2 separate regions of the Homo sapiens genome follow, and region 1 is linked to region 2. The links are chromatin loops, found by intact Hi-C in ENCODE. Cell type or tissue: mammary epithelial cell. All regions are shown on one strand.

Region 1 (2,500 bases), 170 kb after region 2:
CATGGCGCCCAGGTTTTTGAGCTGAGGGGTGCTTGCAGGCACATGCTGAGCCACCCTTAGCTGCTCATCACCCTCTCTCCTGCGCTCGCTGGTGCCCGAAGTCCTGAAGGGACTGAGGTGGCAGGGGGCCGGCATGACAGTGCCGCCCTATGTGTGTGCACACCCAGCTGGGTCGTAATAGTGCCCGGACTCAGCCACAGCTTTGCTTCACTCCAGAGAGCGGACACCAGGAGCAGGGAGAGGCCAGGCCACAGGATCAGGCACTTTCAAAGCTGCAGGGACAAGGGGCTTCCTGGGACCCCAAGAGCACAGGGATTCCTTGGTCTGGAGCTGTGTGGCTATAGCTGTGCCCCAGAGCGTGGGGCTCCAGCCCTGCCTACTTGATAGGAAGAGGGGCTCCCTGCCTGTCCCTCGCTCCCGCAGGTTCATAGAGCATGCAGCCCCAGCTAGCGCCTCCCCCACTGCACCCAGCATCTTCACAGTGGCCCCACCAAACAGGCCACTGCTGAAATCAGTGTGATCTTCCTGCCTCCGTCTCCTGAGTAGCTAGGACTACAGGTACATAACAGCATACCTGGCTAATTTTTTAATTTTTTTGTAGAGATGGGGTCTCACTCTGTTGCCCAGGCTGGTCTCAAATTCCTGGGCTCCATCCATGTCGGACTACTAAAGTGCTGGGATTACTGGTGTTAACTACCATGACTGACCTCTTTTCTGATTTTTAAAGTTCAAACATGTTTATTCCATTTATCAGATAGTTTTCAGTAAAAATGTATCACAGAGTTTTGCAACTTTAATATTATGTTTTGAATCATTTCTTGAACTACACCTTGATATATTGTTTGAAAGTGTTTCCTTTCTTTATTTTTTCTGAGATGGGGTGTCTCTCACCCAGGCTTGTGCACAGTGGTGCGATCACAGTTCACTGCAGTCTCAACCTTCTGGGCTCAAGTGATCTTCTTTTCTCAGTCTCTGGAGTAGCTGGGACTTCAGGTATGTGCTACCATGCCTGGCTAATTTTTAAATTTATTTTTGTAGAGACAGGGTCTCAGTACTTTGCCCAGTCTGGTCTTGAATTCCTGGGCTCAACAATCCTCTTGCCTCTGCCACCCCAAAAGCTAGGATTATGGATGTGAGCCGCCACGTCCAGCCTTTGCATGTTTTCAGATGACATATATCTAGCTCAGTGATTAAAATGAGCTGTGTAGCCATTTATTTACCAAGCATTAATATTTCATGTTATTCATAGATAGTGTATCAGTTAACTTGGTTTGTATGACGTACTGTTTCTAAACTTGTTACACAATATAGTAAGCATTTATTATGGGTAATGGTAAAGTGAGCAAGTTGAGTAATTCTCTTACTCTGAGCTGAGCTTGCTTACGTGTCTAAGCAATGGATGATCTAAGATTGTGTCACTTGTGTCTGGAGATTCAGTAAGCTACATGTCTCATCCTCCAGCAGGGTAGCCATCACTTGTTTACATGGTGATGTCAGCTTTCCAAGTAAACAAACTGCCAGGTTTCAGGATTTCATGAGATCTAGACTTGGTACTGTGACCTTGTCAGATCTGCCACATTTTCTTGGCCAAGACAAGTAACAAAGCCAGCTAGAGGTAGCAAAATTGTTAGAGGTAGCAAAAATTGTATTTTTGTATACTAGCAGTGAACAATCCTATAATAATTTTAAGCAAAAATTCTATTCATGATAGCATTAAAAGAACTAAATATTTAGGAATACATTTAACACCAAAAGTAGAGGAAGTACACTGACAACTATAAAACAATACTGGAAGAAATTAAGGAAAGTTATAAATAAGTAGACATTTCATGTTCATGGATTAGAAGACTCAGTATTACTATGTTGCCACTACCTTTTGATGGAAGAAGCTGGAAAGTCACACCCTGAATGTCATATGTTTAGGAAGGGAGTAATTGGGCCATTAATACCATCAATTTTTCACAGATACTAATTCAAAAATAAATGAACATTTATGATATGTAAATATTTTATGTTAATCAGCCAAAAAAAGATGGCATTACCGAAAGACACAAAATAATTAACTGAAAACCTAAGACAATTGACTGAAAAATAATGGAAGCAATGAGAGCTCAACAGTAAAGCAGCTAATGGGAAACAAGCAAAAAAACAAACGTTTTCCTAAATTTCTGGATTTTCCAGATTAAAAATGTATTGCATATGAAAAGGTATAGTGAGGTCTTTAAAATAAATTCTTTAATCAAGTTTAATTTCAATCACATTTCTAGAGAGAGTCTTTTAACCTCTAAAATATCTTTCTAAAATCCATTCAGAATTATGAACTGGTTAAAAAGACAATACAAGTATTCTCTTATGTGAACATTTTTATGACTATGAATTGGAAAACTAAGGTGTAGTGGATACATTTCTATAAAGACAAGAATTATTGAAATAGAGTTCAGTTCAGTAAAATATAACCTAGAAAGCAATGTGTATACATACTTCTAAACTTGTTAAACAA
Region 2 (2,500 bases):
CATGACAAAATCGGTGGATGGGATGCTATTCAGAGATAAGTAGCGGGCTTGATGATGGTAGAAAATTGAGTCCAAATTCAGTTTATGGTGCTGTTTAGTTTTTTAGGGATGCCATAACAAAGAACCAAAAACTGAGTGGCTAAAAACAAAAGAAATTTATTGTTTCAGTTCTAGAGACTAGAAGTCCAGAAATCAAAGTGTAGGCTAAAGGTTCTAGGGGAGAATCCTTTCTGATTTTTCCAGCTACTGTTGTTTGCTGGCAGTCCTTGGCTTGTGGATGTATTATATTACTTCAGTCACATGGCCATCTTCTTTCTGTGTGTCTCCACCTAATCTTCCCTCTGAGTGTCTGTCTGCATCCAAATTTACCCTTCTTATAAAGACATCAGTCATATTGGGTTTGGGCCCATCCTCATCACTTCAGTTTAATTTGATTACCTCTGTAAAGACCCTATTTCTGAATAAGGTCCCATTCTCTGTGTGACACTAGGGATTAGAACATTGATACATCTTTCATTGATAGATGACAGAATTTTAAGGAGAAACGAATAGGATTTGATGCTTTGAATCAGTATAGAGTAGGAGATCGGGAAGGGGAAAGAGAGACATGAGTTGTCATGTTTTCCTGAGAGAATGCTGGTGCTACTAGAGAAATAGAAAAGTAGGGGGGAAGGGGAAAGAGCTTTGTGACAAGGTGAGGGTGGTGGGAAATAAGTTTCATTGTAAGCATGCTGAATTTGGAGTTGTAGTTGGTAGTAGAATTGGTTCATGGTCTAGTCAGAATTCAAGAAAGAGATTTGTACCTAGATTATAGCTTTTATGAGAATGTTTAGGTTCTGTGAGGGAGAGGATACAAAGAGGAAACCTAAGCCTAGAAAGGAAACTAAAGAGAGAGTGTTACTTTGTTGAAATGGATGCTTTCATCCATTGTAGAAAAACAGTTTCATGCACCCATCTATTCCTTTACTCTAAATGTCAATTCTAGTAATGTCTGGATAGTGGATTTAGTTGCCGAAGTGGTCGCTGCATGAACAGAAGTAGAGTTACCAGTTCCTGACAGCTGCGAGTCAGCCTCTGGGCATCTTGCTAAATTTTCAAGTATAATTATACAGTAGACTTCCTTTAACAAATTCCGTGTTCCCAGCTATAATTATAACTGCTTTTCTTGCCTATAGCCTGTTCTTTGTCTTACTACTCTCCTCTGTATCTCCCCCTGCTGGTTAGACTTTTCCTCTGGTCATTTGGGATCTGAGAAAATAGGAAGCTGTTTTTCCTAAGCATTGCATAACCAATTTCTTTCTTCTCACTCTACTCCAATAGACATTTCAGTAATAAGCAATGTTTTAAAGCATAGGCTAGCAGTATTCTATATTATATTTATATTTATCTTCAGAGAATATGCAGATACAAATTAGGTACCTTGTAAGCTTTCTAAGCAACTGTCAGAAAATGACTACCACAACTTCCCCAGTGACCCCGTTTAATAGTTAAGACTCTTAAATAAAATCTTGCTCATGGCCATGCTTTAGACCAAGAGTGTTTTGTTTTGTTTTGTTTTGTTTTGAATAAATTAAAATTTTCACCCAAAAATGAAGTCATCATAAATCCTGCAACCATAATCTTGCACTAGTTTCCAGGACTAATCATGACAGTAATTTGTAAGATCAGAATTATGAGTGGGATTTCCTGTTTTCTCGTGTATTTTTGTCTCCCAAATATCCATTATGAAAATAAATCACTTTTAAAAATGACTTGATGTCCTTTACAAAAATATTGTAGTTTTCGGATGATAAAGTTTAGGAATATATTTCCACATCACTTAGATTAGATTCTGAGTCATTTTAATATCTTTCTTAAGAAGTAATTAAAATGTGTAGTTTTTTGAATGTGCAGAAGGAAACTTCAACTTTTGTAGCCTGCAGTGGAAGTAGTCTAGAAGAAATTATGGATTGTTGTCAGTACTTACTCATTAATATTTGTTATGTGCCAGGCACTGTGCTAGTTGCTAGTTTACTGTGATTTTAGTTTGAAGAATGATATTAGATTAAGTAGGTTTTACTTATAATAGTTGAAATATACTTGGGAATAAATAGTGTATCAAGATTGCCTATTAAAATAATTCCGTGTATTCTGGGTGACGTTAAGTGCTATGAAGTAGGACTTCTCTTACATAGTAATTGGTTGACATTCTTTGACCTCAGTGTAAGACTGAAGTATTTAATCAACAAACACAGAGGATAAAGTTTTGATAAATAAACCACTTTCTTTAAACCTTTAGAAATAAACTTGAAGTCTTTTGGCATTAGATTGATGGGCTTTCCTTTTGTGAAAGAGTAAGTGAATAATTTAAGCTTATAATTCATGTTTGCAGGTCCTCATCCTGTCATAGGAATAATAGTCTTGAAAATTGGAGCTCTGGAATTCACCATTCTGAGAGATATCTCCTTACTGGTATAATTTTATGCTTATGTGGCAAGGTTTCAGGTTGAGGAATGAGATC

Evidence for each region. Hi-C counts contacts between places; a loop is a spot of excess contacts. Peaks named below come from ENCODE experiments on the same cell type or tissue, not always from the same donor. Only the 100,000 strongest peaks of a DNase experiment are listed, where the experiment ranks them.
Region 1: a loop joins it to region 2, with 4 times the contacts of the local background. A loop is called at or near these places in 6 of 110 quality-filtered maps.

Annotation. Positions count from the first base shown.
Region 1 is chr3:17,477,771-17,480,270 of GRCh38, reverse strand. All of the region lies in intron 3 of TBC1D5 (TBC1 domain family member 5), which reads left to right. Among named protein-coding and RNA genes, the nearest start is that of TBC1D5, 260 kb to the left of the region's middle. In mammary epithelial cell, no CTCF peak of the experiment used is centred here; a DNase peak (open chromatin) is centred at 1,410.
Region 2 is chr3:17,643,992-17,646,491 of GRCh38, reverse strand. The region is part of intron 1 of TBC1D5 (TBC1 domain family member 5); the gene reads left to right. Among named protein-coding and RNA genes, the nearest start is that of TBC1D5, 97 kb to the left of the region's middle. In mammary epithelial cell, a CTCF peak has its summit at 1,220 (motif pointing left); a DNase peak (open chromatin) is centred at 1,211.